Regions from separate parts of the Homo sapiens genome. Here region 2 is linked to region 1. A link is an interaction called in ENCODE POLR2A ChIA-PET data of the cell type or tissue named here. Cell type or tissue: GM12878. All regions are shown on one strand. Links, peaks and the distances in the headings refer to the core of each region. The heading gives the core; the rest is flanking DNA.

Region 1 (9,676 bases), core at 3,651-7,650:
AAAATACAAATAATACAAAAATGCAGAACTAATTTTCTGGTCCCAAGATAGCTTGGCAAATAGCCACGTTTATAAATATTTTCTGTGACATAATTTGTACTATGACTTAACCAAGATGTCTTTAGAGATAATATTTGTTAAAGTAGTCAGTGATAGAACTTAGCCCATTTATGACTAGTGTTCCATTACTGGAACACTAAGTATGTGGGAGTTATTTGTATCCTACTGCTCAAGGTCATTGCCAAGTTCTGATTGCAAAAATTCAAAAAATTGCAACCTCAGGCATAAATGGGTTAATCTGAAATGCCAGTTAAAAATTGGGCTGTTTCCACCCCTGCCTCCACCCTCCGAGCTTTGCATGTTCCACTAACCCGGGCAGGTGGCAGGTGGAGGTGTCAGGCTGCTGGCATCTCTTCGAGGGCAGAACACTAACCTGACCATGGGCATCCAACCCAATAAAAGCAATTCCAACCTTAAAATAAATAAAAATAAAATTAAACAAATTGGGCTGTGGCGTTTTTTTGTTTGTTTATTTGTTTTGATGGAGTCTCCCTCTGTTGCCCAGGCTGGAGTGCAGTGGTGGGATCTTGGCTCACTGCAGCCTCCACCTCCCAGGTTCAAGTGATTCTCCTGCCTCAGCCTCCCAAGTAGCTGGGATTACAGGTGCCCGCCACCATGCCTGGCTAATTTTTTTAGTTTTAGTAGAGACAGGGTTTCTCCATGTTGGCCAGGCTGGTCTCGAACTCCTGACCTCAAGTGATCCACCCACTTTGGCCTCCCAAAGTGCTGGGATTATAAGCGTGAGCCACCGCACCCAGCCTAGGCTGTTTCAATGCAATTTTTATTTCTTTTCTTTTCTTTGTTTTTATTTTTTTGTTTTTTGTTTGTTTTTTGAAACAGAGTCTTGCTCTGTCACCCAGGCTGGAGTGCAGTGGTGCAATCTTGGCTCACTGCAACCCCCACCTCCCGGGTTCGAGCAATTCTCTTGCCTCAGCCTCCCAAGAAGATGGGATTACAGGCTTGTGCCACTATGCCCGATTAATTTTTGTATTTTTAGTAGAGAGGGGGTTTCACCATGTTGGCCAGGTTGATCTCAAACTCCCGGCCTCAAGTGATCCACCTGCCTTGGCATCCCAAGGCGCTGGAATCACAGGCATGAGCCACCGCACCCGGCCTGTTTCAGTGTAATTTTAATTAGAAACATCCCATGGTGTTAGGGTTAATTTGCTTGGTAATTTTAACCAGGAGCATGCAAATGATTATTGAATTCATTGGGATTTTATGTTATTAGAGGTATCTCATCCACCCATAATGTAGCCTTGTGCTTTGGGTTGTGGGGTGGTTTGTGGTATAATCACTATAAAATAGGCCTGGGCCACTGAACACCAATAGTCAACACAGATATGCAGACTACAGACACATTTAATAAAATGTTACATTGTTGGTAATTATACATTGTGAAAGTAATTTTTGTCTCCTTTAATCTGTCATTTGTTTGTTGCATAGTCAGTCTTTATCTTTGGACTGGGTCCAGAAATGGCCAGAAATGTATTTTAATGATCCTGGAAGTGGCTAGTAGCATGTGCTGTGGATGTGGAATTGGTATGACTGGATGCACCAGGGTCTGCAGAAGCTGCACCAAGATTGTGACTGTACACAGAGATCTTCAGCCTGAAAGAAATCAAGTTTCAGTTTGATGAATTTGATCTGGGCCATCTCCAACACACTTTATGTACCTTATGTACTGTGATGTACTGTTCCTCAGACACCGTGGCAATCTTCTGCATTGGTCCTAAAATAGCTGGAGATATCGCAGCTCCTTCTTGGGGGCCCTGCTGACAAGTGGAGGCCAGTTGCTAAGCCCATCAGCTGCATCGTAGCTGCAGCAGTCCAGGCGCGGTCACCCAGACCATGCGTGGACCAGAAAGAGCCCATCTTCTGCATCACTCCAGGAGCAGCTGAACAATTCCTTTTGGAAGCAGTGGGACGAAACCAAGTAGCTGGCAGCTTCCCCGGGCTCTCTTCCACTGTAGCAGAATCTTGAGAAAGCTGGCTTCCAGCCACGGCTGCTGCTTGAGTGTATGGGTCTGGTGCCTCCATCCCATTTCCTGCATGGCCCTGACCCCTGGATCCTTCTTATTCGAGAAGGTGAGCCAGTGCACACACTGGCAGAGGTCACTGGTTGTCCTCTAGTGGGGGGTCAGGCGTGTCTGTATTGGTGCTTGTCCCACCTGGCAGACCCAGCCTACTTTTTTTTTTTAATCCGTAGATGAACAGGGCAGAAGATGCCAGGTAAATAGGGCTCTACTGCTTCTTGACTTCCTGACCAGCCCAGCCAGCAGGCACTGCCTGGGGTGGTCAGTAGGCTTCCTATACAAGTATTCTGGGCCACCTCTCATTGAACCTCCCCCACATTTACACATCATACCCACTCACACACACCCACACATTCACCTATGTGCACCTCCCCCCAGCACACATACTCACCAGTCAAATGGGCAAATCATGCAAGGGAACCACGGCACATTCCTCTGCTTAATAGATGCTCCTTTCCTATTCCCCTCCCAACCACCAAGAATGATGTCATCCACCAGGAATCCAAACTCAACCCTCTGCCCTAAGACCTAAGGCAGAAAGGATCTGACTACCTGTGGAACCGCGAGTTACTGTAATGCTTGTCACATTAGATTACAGGATGTCAGGGAGTCTTCTGAACTCAGGGACACACCAGTATGGACAGACAGCACAGATGAGTCCCTGCTTCTAGGGTGCCCCATTGGTGCCAAGAGCATAACCACAGAGGTCCTTGACTACTCCTTGCAACCCTTGCTGGACACCCCACTGCTCCTGGCCCCCCTAACTGGAAGACTTTGGTTTCATCCTCACTTAGGTAGTTGGACATGGAGCTGTCTGCCGACTTGGGAACCTCTCAGCCATGCATATAGGGCCATGATATTGCTAGAGGACTTTTGTTCTTCTGCTTATTTTTAAAAGACCAGTCCTGTTCAAAGTCATCTCCAAGCACATGAATTACATAAAAATAGGCTTTAAGGCTTAGAGAGATGAAACTTGGCATCAGAGGTCCCTGAGGAACGGCCACTGCAGCTTGACACCACTTTGAGCCAGGAAAACTTAGTCTTGGCCACTTAGAGTAGGCACTTAACTTTGAACGATTGGAATTTTCAAACAACCAGGTTCTAGGCAACCACTTGGTTAAAACCTTGTTATACAAGCCCAAATAACAGGAGTCAGCCAAGACCACCCTGACTTGAAGAAGATTCTCCATCGTGAAACAGTTATCACTGAGCAATCTTAAAATCCACCAGCATAACCAGATACCAGCTGCAAGCCAATGCCTACCACAGCCGTCCCTAGACAAGGTCTCCCACCCATTCTGCAGGGATTCCAAAAGTGCAGAGAACGGGGCAGGGGGCTAGCTCTGCCATTTTGACCCCTCCAGCATGTTCCTTGGGGAAAAAGCCAGAATACGGGTGTGCATTCTGCCATGACATCAACGTAGAGGGACGCAGATGTCAGATCTTCTGGCAAGACATACTCAGGTCAAGGTCAGGCCTAGGAAGACAATGAAGACTTCTTTACTCATTTCTGATGCCAGAGCCTCTGAAAAACTGGACTCTGTAATATTCTTGGTCCCTTGAAATGCTGGTGCTATGGATGACATAAACAAGACAATCCACACCATTTCTTGTACCAGAGCCCCACTTCCAGCCATCATAGCTCTGTTCATCAAGGTTGAGTCCTAAATCCACGAACTACCCACTGGCCACAGTTTGCATCCCAATTCTGGAGACATAGTACAAAGCCTAATGTATGTCAGTCTACCTCTCTATCCCCCATCTTTGTTGAAAGTGTGGCCAGACGCAGTGCTAGGATTCACACCTGTAATCCTAGCACTTTGGTAGGCCGAGGCAGGTAAATCACTTGACGTCAGGAGTTTGAGACCAGTCTGGCCAACATGGTAAAGCCCTGCCTCTACAAAAATGCAAAAATTAGCCCCGTGTGGTGGCGGGCACCTGCAGTCCCAGCTACTTAGGAGGCTGAGGCAGGAGAATCACTTGAACCCGGGAGGCAGAGGTTGCAGTGAACCACTGCACTCCAGCCTGGGAAACAGAGCAAGACTTCATCTCAAAACAAAAAACAATAAGTGGGCCAGTCCTCAGAGGCATCCTACCACCGCTACACACAAGACTGATTTTCAGCTGGAATCCACTGTATTTAGTTGGTGCCTGTATAGTTATACTTACTGAATAATTTTAACATCTCCCCTGGCTACATGCCATACAGTCAGCATAACTCATTCTCCTATCTTGCTTCTGATGAGTCTTTCTACTTTGTTATTATTATTATTTTTTTTTAGATAGAGTCGCACTCTGTCACCCAGGCTAGAGTGCAGTGGCATGGTCTTGGCTCACTGCAACCTCCACTTCCCAAGTTCAAGCAATTCTCATGCCTCAGCCTCTGAGTAGCTGGGATTACAGGCAGGCACCAACACGCCTGGCTAATTTTTGTATTTTTAGTAGAGACGGGGTTTTGCCATGTTGCCCAGACTGGTCTTGAACTCCTGGCCTCAAGTGCTGTGCCCACCTCGGCCTCCCAAAGTGCTGGTATTACAGGTGTGAGCCACCATGCCCGGCTTACTTTGTTATTCTTTATATGACCCAGAACACACTTTCTGCAGTAAGTACAGATTCTCAAGCACCATGAATTGCCTCCTCTGTACAGGCACTGGGCAAGGCCTGGGAACATCACAGAGAATACCCAAAGTCCCTAAGAATTCTCAGGGGTTCCCCGGTTATCACTAGCCCGCGGGACCTCGCCACCGACATGCTTGTTTTATCAAGCTGAAGCAGGTATCTGACACATCAAAGGAAAATCAACTATGGATGGTGGAGCCTCAGGCAGCCAAAGAGATGATTACAGAATGGAGACATCATCTGGGTCTCCTCACCCTTTTTGTCACATGACCTTGCTGAAATCAGGAAGAGCACCTTTCGATTCCTGTGAAGTTGCAGAGATGGCAAGTCCTGTTGCTTGCTGCCTTCAAACACCCCTGACTACACACTCAACCCAGTGGAGCCATCACTGCCTGTCCTGTGCCCCCACCAAGAAGGGGAATGAGATGAGGTCAGATTGATTAAAAATGTGCATGCCTTTTATTTTTTTGGCCTCCCCCTCCCCAGATTGTAGGGCTTCCCCTTGGCAGTTTTTTTTTGTTTGTTTGTTTGTTTGTTTTGTTTTGTTTTGTTTTTTGAGACAGAATTTCGCTCCTGTTGCCCAGGCTGGAGTACAATGGCGTGATCTTGGCTCACTGCAACCTCCACCTCCCAGGTTCAAGTGATTCTCCTGCCTCAGCCTCCCAAGTAGTGGAGATTACAGGTGTGCACCACCATGCCTGGCTAATTTTGTATTTTTAGTAGAGACCAGGTTTCACCATGTTGGTCAGGCTGGTCTCAAACTTCTGACCTCAGGTGATCCACCCTTCTCAATCTCCCAAAATGCTGGGATTACAGGCGTGAGCCACCACGCCCAGCCTCCCCTTGGCACTTTTAACTTCCAGGCTTACCCTTGGCCTTCATACTGGTCACTAAGCCAGCTCCAAGACCTGAGTGGCACCTGCTCCAGTCCAGTTCTGCCTTGGCCTGGCTTCTGCCCAATGCCTGTCCAGGGTGGGACCTAAGCTGCCTGGATATTATTTCCTCCTTCCGATAAAGGCATACCTGGGTGTGTTTACCACTGTCTCAGCTCAGAAGCATCTCAGACCAATTCCTTTCTATTTCACTCAAGACAGAATGTGGGAGTTTCCCCTCCACAACTGCACCACTGCCTGAGGTGTCTAGGGCCACACTTCCTTCTCTGAACTTGCTCATACCTGAGATGTTGAAAGGGCGGCTGTCCGAGGGATGAGCCACAGGAGGACTGCAAAGAGGCTCAGCACAGATGGTTGTCACTCCAGCAGGACAGTCAGGGGCGAAGTGCTGGCTGCCCTTATGAGAGTTCGTCGCTGGCACTGTGACAGACGAAATTCACTTGACGATTAAGGAGATGGTTTTATTCAAGCTAGTGCCATGAAGAGAATGCTCATTAATGAGGGACATCTCAAAGAAAAGGAAGGGGGCCTGGGATTTTGCAGACGAAGGTAAAAGAGGGAGGCATTGGCCAGGCGCGGTGGCTCATGCCTGTAATCCCAGCACTTTGGGAGGCCGAAGTGGGCAGATCACCTAAGGTCAGGAGTTTGAAACTAGCCTGGCCAACATGGTGAAACCTCGTCTCTACTAAAAATACAAAAAAAAAAAAATTAGCTAGGCATGGTGGTGCATGCCTGTAGTCCCAGCTACTGCGGAGGCTGAGGCAGGAGAATCGCTTGAACCCAGGAGGCAGAGGTTGCAGTGAGCTGAGATTGCGCCACTGCACTCCAGCCTGGATGACAGAGCCAGACTCTGTCTCAAAAAAAAAAAGAGGGAGGCACCCTGGAGTCTATGGGAGTCATGAGGCAGGATGAAGACCAGTCTTCTGGAAGAAACTGGGAGGGCAGTGTGGCCTTTTGCGGTCATCTGCTTTGCCATTTCTGAAACACAGAAAGGTAGAGACATTTCTTAATCATCACTGCTGAAGTTGTACAGTGCTCAGATAAAGTTCAATACTTGCCAAGTATGGTGGCTCATGCCTGTAATCCCAGCACTTTGGGAGGCCGAGGTGGGCGCATCACTTGAGGTCAAGAGTTCAAAGACCAGCCTGGCCAACATGGTGAAATCCCGTCTCTACTAAAAAAATACAAAAATTAGCCGGGTGTGGCGGCACACGCCTGTAATCCCAGCTACTCGGGAGGCTGAAGCAGGAGAATTGCTTGAACCTGTGAGGCAGAGGCTGCAGGGAGCTACGATCATAAGATCGTGCCACTGCACTCCAGCCTGGGCAGCAGAGTAAGATTCTATCTAAAAAAAAAAAAAAAAAAGTTTAATATTGTCAGTCCCAGCTCTTGTTCAAGATGAATATTCCCGATCACTGAAGAATTCAGACTGAAGAATGCAGGCACTGCCTGAGTGGGGTGAAGCAGGGCCTAATGAACAGACTCTCTTACATTCTTGTTGGTGCTGTTCCCGTGAAACCAGTTCAACCATCTGTTAAGAGGTGAGTTGTTTTAGGGTCCAGGAGAACAGGCATCTGTTTTTTTTTTTTCATTATTATACTTTAAGTTCTAGGGTATATGTGCACAACGTGCAGGTTTGTTACACAAGTATACACGGTCCATGTTGGTTTGCTGCACCCATCAACCCTAATTACATTAGGTATTTCTCCTAATGCTATCCCTCCCCCAGCCCTCTACCCCTCAGGCATCTTAAAAGAGGGATGTCTAAGCATGGTGAAATCCTGTCTCTACGAAAAATACAAAAATTAGCCGGGTATGGTGGAGGGCGACTGTAGTCCCAGCTACTCAGGAGGCTGAGGCAGGAGAATTGTTTGAACCCAGGAGGCAGAGGCTACAGTGGGCCGAGATCACACCACTGCACTCCAGCCTGGGCGACAGAGCAAGACTCCATCTCGAAAAAAAATAATAAAAAGTAAAAATATATATATATAAAGAGGGATGTCTAAAATAACGAAATAATAATATAAAAGTTACATTAAAGTAAAAGCCAGTAGTTGAATCTGAGAATTAGCTGGTTCAGTGAATTCCAAGAGGTTAGCAGAAGAAAATCTTCCAGCACCAGTTTTTGAGTTTCTTAAAGCTGTCAATGTCTTGTGATATTGTCCACAATCTTGGCACTTGTCACGAAAGGGCATACATGGCCTGAGCATTTTGCTGGGCTTCCTTAGTGGTCCAGGCAGCAGCTTGTCCAGGGAGAATTCATGGTATCCTGAAGGGCTGAGTCTTTCAAGGTTTATGCCAAATCGCTAAGCCTCAGCTTGTAGAACTCCTTCAGATTCTGGGAGAAAAGGCCAGCTGCAAGGCAACCCACAGTCCTGACAGGGATTTGGGCAGTCGGGTGTTAATTCTTGGTGATGCCAATTCAGGCTTGAGGAAGAAAAAATGTGAAAGTTAGTTTGGAGGACTGTAGTCAGATATTGAAGAAAACTGGAGAAATTGAAAACCTGGTAAGGATTGACAATTTGGGCAAGGCAACAGGATCTAATCAAATTTAAAGGTAGGTTCCCAAACTGGTTTTTCTATGAGGAGTAGGGAAAGGCAGCCAATTAAATCTCATCAGACAAGACAGAGTTTGCATAGTCATCAGCTACCTGCAGTGTGTAAAGAGGTCCAAGAAGACTCAAAGGCAATGCACAGGGCTGGAGTCTGATAACCAGAAGGGTGTGCTACATATTGAAACATAAAATTTCTCATTTTAGACACCTGTCTTTTGACAAAGATAATCTCAAAGAAAAATTTTTCATCATCACAAAATAAGGCTGGCCTTATTAGGTATAGTCTCACTATTTACACAGGAGCAGCAAGAATGGTACTTTAGCAGATAGGCCTCCTTAAACTTGCTTTGCTGGAAGCTTTAATAAGGTATCTCAGATTGGACGTTTGAAAGCCTCTTGAGACTAGGAAGCCACACCAAGAACTTGACATCCAAATTACTTCTGGTACCTATAAATATGAGCAAATTCCTCTCTTCTCAAGGACCCCTCAATATCCTACAGTTCACGGGCTTGCAAGGAAGTGACCTTCCTAACTTACGTGTAAGGCTGACAACTCTGTAAGTCAGAGGGCTGGCAAGCATTGGCTCCATAAAGTCAATCCTAGTTACTTTAATGTATCAGGTGATTTCTGATTAAATGAGCATCATTCTCAAACATGATATTTCAGGCAAAGTTTTGGGTGCATAATCAATATTTCCAATTATGTCCTGTTAATAAGGAAGGCAGATTCTCATTGAACCTATGCAAATAATCATATTGCCATAAAATTAAGAATACTTAATGAGAGTTTCTGAATTTTGGAGAGGTCAGGGAGGGAGAATAAGATATTTAAAAATGGTTTGTTTCTGGTTACCAAAGTCTGCCAAACTGTTACGAGTCATAGAGAGCTTAAGAGAAGAGAAGGGGGTTCCTTCATATGCAGAAAATGGAACATTAAAACCACATCTAAAACATTGCAAACAAAACCCACCATCATTCCTTATCAGTTCATTTAGTCTTAGGTAATAAATTCTTGTTCCACTGGATTTTGAGTTGGTCATCTCATGAACTAACCAGCGTCTCAACTAGAGTTCTAGAAATCCTGACTCAGTCCACTGATGTGGTCTCATAGCTGTTTGAATGATGCCGCCAGAAGCTTGCACTTAAAGTCCCTCGCATAGTCCTTTACTGCATGTCTCTGAGACAGTCCTTCTTTGTTGAAGATGAAGCACTGTGGTCTGTAGCTGATTACAAGGGCTTTCAGGGAAGCATCAGAGTAAAACAAAAAACCCTATCAGTAGATGACAAAATAAAATGGCTGTGCTTAGGCCGGGCGCAGTGGCTCGCACCTGTAATCCCAACACCTTGGGAGGCCAAGGCGGGCAGATCACAAGGTCAGGAGTTCGAGACCAGCCTGGCCAACATGGTGAAACCCCGTTTCTACTAAAAATACAAAAATTAGCTGGGCATGATGGCGCATACCTATAATCCCAGCTACTAAGGAGGCTGAGGCACGAGAATAGCTTGTACTCAG
Region 2 (9,676 bases), core at 3,694-7,693, 650 kb after region 1:
CCGACAAAATCAGTTCTGTTGGTCAGGAAGGAGAGGGTGAATATTATGTAGACTGCTAACAGTGTCTGCCTCCCCTTTCAGATTATTTTCTATGTGTACAGAGATATAGATGATTGATTGATAGATAGATAGATGATAGATAGATAGATAGATAGATAGATAGATAGATAGAGTATACCTGTATTTTTTTACAGAAATTCATACTGCTTTATAATGTCTTTAAGTGATTCACAAATACTCAAAACCAATTAGTAAGAAATTTTTTTTACCTAAATTGACATGTTGACCAACTTTTACTACTGAGTAAATTGCATTCAGCTAAATAATATGCTCTTTTTTTATTGTGCTTAAATATGCTGCATTTTTTAGTAGCAGAACCTTCTTTCAAATAAATAATCTCCGTCTGTAACACTGATGAAAGCCGGGTTCTCTGAATGAGTACAGGTGGATGTGAGGAGCCCTTGCTCTCCTCTCTCCCCAGACCCCAAAGCATTTCTGCAGAACTCAGTATAAACAGCTCTGTCTCAGCAGGTTGTTGGACAAGATACCCTCTAAGATCCTTCAGCCCACAAAGGCTTCTTTGCAACTGAGGGGCCCGAGAGTAGGCTGGGTGGCTCACACTGCAAGCAAGGGGAGGGGAAGCCCAGGCCAGCAAGAACAGGCTGGGAAGCAGCTGCACTGCCAGGCCCTGCACACTGAAGCCGCTCCACTGAGGGCCTTTCTTCAGGCATTTTTGCAACAGACCAGGCAGTGCTGGCCCGCAGGCCAGACGCAGTTTCCCCATCCACTGGAGAGGAAAAATGCCACCCACTTTAAATTATTTTCCAGGTTTCTGTAGTTTAAGGAGATGAAATAACTGGCAGAGTCTAAAATATTCTCGAATACGTGACATGTTCTGTCATTTCCAGGAAGACATTGGGAGGAGCGAGCTCAGATGACCGCTGACAGTGGGGAAGTGGAGGCAGAGGACTAGTCACAGGCTCGAGAAAACCCGCATGTTGACTGTTTCCCCTTTTCCAGTTGCCTTCTTAGTGTTTCTCTGTGGGAGGGCTCAGGGGTCCTCTGGCATGAGGGACAGGAAAAAGAGAAGGCAGGAGTCACCCTGGAGCACCGTGATGAGAGCGTGTAAAGCCGACCCTAGATCCTCCTGGATCGGGGAAGTGGGGTGGAAGGGAAGTTACAGTGGAAGCAGACAGCAGTGTTAAGTGGTTGCAGTGAAAATATCCTGCCTTGGTAGATTTCTTTAGAGACAGAAAAGGCGACGCAACTGCATTTTAGTTTTTATTTACGTGGCTTAGTTACATTCCATTTCCCCCAAGAAGCTGGGTGCCTCCCACTTTCTCACTCTCCCAGGCTTTTTCCCTTTCACTCTTCTTTCCATCCCTCCCCACCTCCTAGTCAGGGCAGGGTTTTTTTGTTTTTGTTTTTGTTTGAGATGCTCTTGTTGCCCAGGCTGGAGTGCAATGGTGCCATCTCGGCTCACTGCAACCTCCACCTCCCTGGTTCAAGTGATTCTCCTGCCTCAGCCTCCTGAGTCACTGGGATTACAGGCATGCACCACCAGGCCTAGCTAATTTTGTATTTTTAGTAGAGATGGGATTTCTCCATGTTAGTCAGGCTGGTCTCGAACTCCCAACCTCAGGTGATCCACCCACCTTGGCTTCCCAAAGTGCTGGGATTACAGGTGTGAGCCACTGTACCCGGACCAGGGCAGGTTTTGACCCCACCTGTCACTTCCCTGGCTGAGAACTGTCCCAGGGTCCAGTGAGGCTCACTGAATCCCGTAGGCACTGGCCCTTTTTTTCTTCCTCTCCCTGCCTAAGATACTAGATAAACACAAAGGAATTTTCAGCAGAAATCAAAGATGAAATTCCAATGTTCAAGAAGTTTGGTTTTTTGTTTTTTATTTTATTTACTTTTTGTTTTGAAATAATTATAGATTGATAGGAAGTTGCAAAAGTAACACAGACAGTTCCCAGGCGCCCTTCACATAATTTCCCCTGGTGCTAATATCTTATGTAATTTATAGCATAATAATAGCAAAACCAGGAAGCTGACATTGGTATCATCCACAGACTTTATTCACATTTCACTAGTTTGACAGTGATTTCCTTTTTAAACAGTTTTTCTTAAGTATTAACATAATAGTAACCATATTACAAAAAATTGTGGCAGAAAAAAATATTCTTAGTTCTACTGTCCTGTAGAGCCACCCTAATCATGTTAAGGTTCATTTCTTTCCAAGGTCTTTTTGTGCACTTTTAGCACAATTGAAAGCATTGTTTAGCTGGACAGAGTGGCGTGCACTTGTAATCCCATCTACTGGGGAGGCTAAGGCAGGAAGATCACTCCACTGCACTCCAGCCTGGGCAACATGGCAAGACCTCGTCTCGAGGAAAAAAAAAAAAGCATTCTTTATGTACATTATTATAACCTGATTTTTATTTAATGTTTTAAATAAATATATTTCTGCATAACCTGTTCTTTATCATTGTACATGGCTATATGATATATATATCAAGTGAATATGCCATGTTTTACTTATTTACTCCCCTGTTACTAGACATTAGATCATTTCAGTTTTACTCTATAATAACTTTATAATGAACAACCTTGTTTATCTTACGCTTTCCATGTTTTGGATTCATTCACTAGTATTTACACTCAAGGATGTGTGAACATTTTTACAACTCTTGATAAAATGCCAAATTGTTTTCCAAGACTTGTCTCAAATTTCAATCTCTCTAATTAGTGTTAATCATTAAACTAGTGTTTTAAACTATTGGGAGCAGTGGACGGGATCGTTTTTCTGTCATTCTTATAATAGTTGAAGAATGCCACCTTGTTTTGTAAAGTTGTAGTTTCTAATTTCTAGTAAAGTTGGTCTTTTTTGTTTCTTCTACTTACTAGTAATACTTTCTATTTTGTGACATGGTGGTTTGAATTCTTTGCCCGATTATCAATTTAGTGTTTTACTTACTGATTTGTAGGAGCTCCTTAGCTATGAAAATGTTAACCTTTAATCTGTTAAATTTGCTTCAAATACTTCTTCCAAGTTTGTTGTTTGCCTGTTGATTTGGTTTATTTTTAACATACTGCGCATGTGGAAATGTTCGTATTTTTATGAAATCAAATGTCCATCTTTTTTTCCCTTCTCATTTTTACAAACCCAGTCCTTTTCAGAGATGTGATGAGTTCCAGTAGATCAACCGCTTTCTTCCTTTTCCTAGGGTTTGACTTTGTTTTAATTTATACTGCTAAATGGTGTGATACACAAACCGTTAGCAAAAAAAGGGTTTTTCCCCACAATTTCTGTTTACCTGAATAATTTGTGACATGATCCTTCCTCATTTATTTGCAAAGCTTCTTATCATTATAGAGTAGTTTATTCAGTGTATTCTGCTTGACTTCTAGGTCAGCTCTCTAATAGATATTTCTCCAGCCCTTTTTTCTCTTTCCTTCCACCAGATCATGACCAACACGGGGAAGACAAGGCGGAAGGGGCTGGCTAATGTGCAGTGGAGCGGGGATGAGCCCCTGCAAAGGCCCGTCACCCCCGGCGGCCACAGAAACGGGTACCCAGTGTAAGTCAGGGCTAAAGGAAGCGGGAATTGACTTTCTTAAGCTTTGTTTTGATTACAGTGTAAGATGTATGTATTTTTAAAATTCAAAATAAAGCATTCATTTTGAAAAGCATTTATCTCTTTATTTTTGGGGGATTTTTGGAGGGAAAGAGGTTGAGTCCTTCTCCCTTCCCCCAGGATTTTTTTATTCCAGAAGGAGAAGTGGTTGGATTACAGGATCTCCAGGGCCACTTCAGAAGACAAATGTTGGCCAGAGTAATTTCAAAAGAAGGGACCTGAAAGGAATCGGGCTCTCTCCAGAAGGACTCCTGTCGTGCCTTTTCTGTGGCCTCTCGTCACAGCACCAAGCCCTGTGTTGGGATTGGAATGTTACAGTTTAAGACTCGAAATCAATTTATTTTAGATGACTTTTTGGAACAACTGGATGCTGTTTTAGCTGCCGAGCCTTATTCATCTTCCATAGCCTTGCTCGTACCCCATTTATAGAAATGAAATTTTAGTCTCGTTACGTAGAGCCTCTGGTCTCCCTGGGGGCCTAGACCCCTTGTGGGCTAAGGAGCCCCAGATCAGACAGTCCAGTGGGCGGTAGAGAAGCCACTTCTGTGGTCTGGGTGGCCTCTCTTTTCCTGTCTAGAGAGAATATTACAGCAAAATATTACAGAGAGCAGGCTAAAAACCTCCATATATTCATTCAACAAATAATGGCCGTGTAATTTTTAAAAGAATATACCGTGTTTTACTTAGTTATCCCCTGAAACTGGGCACTTTATTTTTTCCAGTCTTACTCTATTGCAATTTTGTAATGAACAACCAGGCAACGGAATTGAGCAACAAAACTCAGAAATGCCTGCCCTCATGGAGCTCTGTGCTGCCACGGACACCAGGGACACCAGGCAAGACAGACCCAGCTCCTTGATGAGTTCTGTTGCCCATCTGGGATTTGTCCTATAAATGTTTCAGGGCCCGTGCCATAGATGAGTGCTCTGAGATCTGTTTGGTTTGATTTCATAATTAGGTATGATATGCTTATATTTCTAGGTGTTTATTTTTAGTTACTGATGTATAAACTAGTACATGCCCTTTTCTCTCTTAAACTTACAATCAGTGTTTTTAACCTACAGAAAAGTTAAAGAATATTACACTGAAGATGGCCAGGCGTGGTGGCTCACACCTGTAATCCCAGCAGTTCGGGAGGCTGAGGCAGGCAAATCACAAAGTCAGGAGATCGAGACCATCCTGGCTAACGTGGTGAAACCCCATCTCTACTAAAAATACAAAAAATTAGCCCAGCATGGTGGCGGGCACCTGTAGTCCCAGCTACTCGGGAGGCTGAGGCAGGAGAATGCCGTGAACCCAGGAGGCGGAGCTTGCAGTGAGCTGAGATCTCGCCACTAGCACTCAGCCTGGGCGATAGAGTGACACTCTATCTCAAAAAATATAAAAAAAGAATATTACACTCAAGAGCTTTCAATTAACATTTGTGTGCCCTATCTCTCTCTCTTGCTCTCCTTCTATGTGTATGATACATAATTTACATGCGTATACATTTTTTTGCTGAACTATCTGAGAGAAGATTGCAGACTTTTGCACATAACCCCACTATCACAGCTAAGAAATTTGACAGTAATAATATGGATATAGTATTATAGTATTCCTTAATTGTCCCCTAAAGGTTCTTTACATCTGAGTGGTTTTGGGTCATTTGGTTTTCATCCAGGAATACGGTCAGTTACCAATTACTAGTAAATCTAGTTGATAAATATAATACCTTTTTAAATGGAAGTAGCAACAGGAACTAATAAAATTCCTCTTGCTTGACATGGGAAAGAGGACACTGAATCATTGTCTTAAAAGTATTTTTCAATTATTTTTTAAAATAATTAAAACCCTGCTTTCATGAGAGGCAACAATGACATAAGGCTATTTTAATCAGAGATAAGGATAGGGAATCTAATAAATATGGGGCTAACCAGTGGGCACAGTTAATTCTTGGGTCAGGTGTTCTTCTTTGAAGAGAAATTTGAGGACGTTTTCCATGCCTGGGAGCACATCTATCTCCCCTCTGATATGTGGGGGTGGCCCCATCAAGATCTTTGACTGTGGCAAGCTGCCAGGTAATGAGGGCAGCTCATTTTCCTGAAACCATGGACCTTCCCACTATAATGATGCAGTCGCCCCGTCACCAGCTTCCCTTATCAGGTCTCAACAAACATTTTTATCACTTCTCTGCCATATGGTGTTCTCATTGCTGGGGTTGCAGAAATCAATAAGATGTGACTCCCTGCCCTCAGAAGCACACAGACCAAGCTGTGTGGTAGGGAAAGAGGTGGTCAATGGAATGCAGTGGGCACTCTCCCCAGCTACACTGGGTACTCCAGACGGGCTACACGATGCTGATGTGCAAAATTTGTAGTTCTGTCCTTTGCATCTCGAGCTCACCTCTACAAAGTTTGAATGCTGGGGGTCTTAGACATCATCCTCTACAGATAAGAGACTACCATATGTGATGTAAGATAGGCATCCTAGCTTATTTTTCTCCATGTAGAGAGCCACTCTTCTCTACACCACCTATAAACAGCTCATTATTTCTCCACTGATTCAAGGCGCCACTTTAATTCTATATCCCCTCCAGTCACCCTAGCTCTCTATTTTGACACATTGTCCAGTTGCCTGTTGCCACACCAGTGTTTATTGCAAAGGTTCTTAGCATATCTAAATATTGCATAGAAAAATCCTCTCTCCCTGCCTGCCTTTGGCTTTCTCTTTCAGAGTTGATTTAACTATGTAGAGACCTTTATTTTTCTGTAAGCATTTAAAAATAAGTCTGGCAACTTCCTTAAAAAATCCTTTTAGGATTTTGATTAGTATCACATTAAATTTATGTAATGTTTTGGAGATGATTGAAATCTTTGCAATGTTAAGTCACTGTGCAGCATTACATCATAGTAATTTTATATGTTAAGACAGAATAATGGTCCCTCAAAGATGTCCACATCCCAATCCCCACAACCTGTGACTAAATGACATTACATGGCAAAAAGGACTTTGCTGATGTGATTAAGTTAAGGATCTAGAGATGGATGATTCTGGATAATCTGGGTGGACCCAATGTAATCACAAGGGGCCTTACTGAAGGGAAGCAGGAGTGTCAGAAACAAAAGGAGGTGTGACAACTGTGTCAGAAGTCTGAGTGACGCAAGGCCATGAGCCGAGGAATGCAGACACCCTCTAGAAACTGGAAAAGGCAAGGAAATAAATTCTCTCCTGGAGCCTCCAGAAAGAATGCACCCCTGTTGACCCATTGTAAACTCTTGACCTCCATAATTATGAGACAAGTTTGTGTTGTTTTCAGTCACTAAGTTTGTGGTAAGACTGCAAATTATGAAACAACTACAGGAAAACATTGGGGAATGTCTCCAGGACATTGTTCTGGGCAAATATTTCTTGAGTAATACCTGACAAGCACAGGCAACCAAAGCAAAAATGAACAAATGGGATCACATCAAGTTAAAAAGCTTCTATAGCAAAGGAAACAATCAACAAAGTGAAGAGACAGCCCACAGAATGGGAGAAAATATTTGCAAACTACCCATCTGACAAAGGATTAATAATCAGAATTAAAAAGGAGCTCAAACAACTCTATAGGAAAAAGTCTAATAGTTGGATTTAAAAAATGGGCAAAAGATTTGAATAGACATTTCTCAAAAGAAGACACACAGATGACAAACAGGCTTATGAAAGGGTGCTCAGCATCATTGATCATCAGAGATGCAAATCAACACTACACTGAGATACCCTCTCACCCCCGTTAAAACGGCTTATCTCCAAAAGTCAGGCAATAACAAATGCTGGCAAGGATGTGGAGAAAAGGGAACCCTCATACACTGTTGGTGAGAATGTAAATTAGTACAGCCACTATGGAGAACAGTTTGGAGATTCCTCAAAGAACTAAAAATAGAGCTACCACATGATCCAGCAGTCCCGCTGCTGGGTATATACCCAACAGAAAGGAAGTCCATGTGTCAAAGATAGCTCTGCACCCCATGCTTGCTGCAGCACCGTTCACAGGGGCCAAGATTTGGAAGTAGCCTCAGTGTCCATCAGCAGATGAATGGACAAAGAAAATGTGGTACATATACACAATGGAGTACTATTCAGTGCAAAAGAATGAGATCCAGTCATTTGCAAAACATGGATGGAACTGGAGATCATTATGCTACATGAAATAAGCCAGGCACAGAAAGTCAAACATCACACGTTCCCACTTACTTAAACAATCTAAACAATTGAGCTCATGGAGATAGAGAGTAGAAGGATGGTTACTAGAGACCGGGAAGGGTGGTTGGTTGGGGGTGGTGGCTAGGGGAGTTGGAGAAGGTTAATGGTGCCAAAAAAACACATAAAGAATGGGCCAGGCGTGGTGGCTCATGCCTGTAATCTCAACACTTTGGGAGGCCGAGGCGGGTAGATCACTTAAGGTCAGGAGTTCGAGACCAACCTGGCCAACGTGGTAAAACCCTGTCTCTACTAAAAATACAAAAATTAACCAGGTGCGGTAGCGAGTGCCTGTAATCCAGCTCCTCGGGAGGCTGAGGCAGGAGAATCACTTGAACCTGGGAGACGGAGGTTGCAGTGAGCTGAGATCACACCACTGCAATCCAGCCTAGGTAACAGAGTGAGACCCCCAACTTAAAACAAAAATGAGTAAGACCTAGTATTTGATAGCACAACAGAGTGACTATAGTCAATAATAATTTAATTGTACATTTTAAAATAACTAAAAGAGTATGATTGGAATTTTTTTTACACACAGGATGAATACTTGAGGGGATGAGTACTCCATTCTCCATGATGTGATTCTTACACATTGCATGCCTGTATCAAAACAATTCACATATACTATACATATATACACCTACTGTACCCACAAACATCTAAAAAAAAAAAAAAAATTGAGGGGAAGTCTTGCTCTGTTGCCCAGGCTGGAGTGCAGTGGCACAGTCTTGGCAACTGCAAGCTCCGCCTCCCAGGTTCAAGCGATTCTCCTGCCTCAGCCTCCCAAGTAGCTGGGATTACAGGCACCCGCCACCACACCTGGCTAATTTTTAAATTTTTTGTAGAGAAGGGATTTCACCATGTTGGCCAGGCTGGTCTTGAACTCCTTACCTCAGGCGATCTGCCTGCCTCAGCCTCCCAAAATGCTGGGATTACAGGTGTGAGCCACTGTGCCTGGCCTTAAAAGTTGAAAATTAAAACAAAAATATTACGGTACTTTGTTAGAACAGCAGTAGAAAATGAAGACAGCCATCCTGTGTGCAAGTACAGGATGACTCTCCAGTCCTTTAGGTCTTGTTTGATACATTTCCTTGCTAGGAGAAACCTGAGGCCAGGCATGGTGGCTCACACCTGCAATCCTAGCACTTTGGGAGGTTGAGGCAGGAGCATTGCTTCAGTCCCAGAGGTCGTGGCTGCAGTGAGCTGTGATTGTGCCACTGCTCTCCAGCCTGGGCAACAAAGTGAGACCCTTGTCTCAAAAAAAAAAAAAGAAAAAGAAAAAGAAACTTCATATGTTCAAGGCAATGGTGGGCATGTTCTTGAGGGAAGGTCAGGACCCTTCTCAGCCCTGGAGGTTGGATTTGATTAATTTAGCCCAGTTTTTTAAATTTAACTCCTCTTGTCAATGATGATCTCAATGGGCATGCAATCCATTCCAGCCATGGGATCTAAGATTTTCCAACTTTTATGAAGGGCTTGAGAAACTCTGTACTTTCTTTTCCCCTTTTGGGCTTTGACTGTTGCTTGAGATGCTATGCTTGGAGGTCCTGCAGCCATCCTATTTGCACAAAGTGACAATTCTTTTTTTTTTTTTTTTTTTTTTTTTTTTTTGAGACAGAGTCTCGCTCTGTCAGCCAGGCTGGAGTGCAGTGGCACGATCTCGGCTCACTGCAAGCTCCATCTCCCAGTTCACGCCATTCTCCTGCCTCAGCTTCCCGAGTAGTTGGGACTACAGGCGCCTACCACCACGCCCGGCTATTTTTTTGTATTTTTAGTAGAGACGGGGTTTCACTGTGTTAGGATGGTCTCGATCTCCT

Evidence for each region. Peaks named below come from ENCODE experiments on the same cell type or tissue, not always from the same donor. Only the 100,000 strongest peaks of a DNase experiment are listed, where the experiment ranks them.
Region 2: POLR2A ChIA-PET joins it to region 1 with 6 read pairs; 2 of 35 experiments call an interaction of 5 or more read pairs at or near these places.

What each region holds. Positions count from the first base shown.
Region 1 is chr2:230,688,661-230,698,336 of GRCh38, forward strand. LOC124907996 (formin-like protein 16) reads right to left here. Exons shown (of 4, transcript XM_047446832.1): 2 at 7,643-8,035; 3 at 5,891-6,586; 4 at 1,405-1,671. LINC01907 (long intergenic non-protein coding RNA 1907) reads right to left here. Exons shown (of 4, transcript NR_040038.1): 2 at 7,643-8,035; 3 at 5,891-6,586; 4 at 2,261-3,573. Among named protein-coding and RNA genes, the nearest start is that of LINC01907, 7.0 kb to the right of the region's middle. In GM12878, for the core only: no CTCF peak of the experiment used is centred there; a DNase peak (open chromatin) is centred at 5,764.
Region 2 is chr2:231,341,507-231,351,182 of GRCh38, forward strand. It overlaps ARMC9 (armadillo repeat containing 9), which reads left to right. Exons shown (of 25, transcript NM_001352754.2): 21 at 3,469-3,584. Among named protein-coding and RNA genes, the nearest start is that of MIR4777, 16 kb to the right of the region's middle. In GM12878, for the core only: no CTCF peak of the experiment used is centred there; no DNase peak of the experiment used is centred there.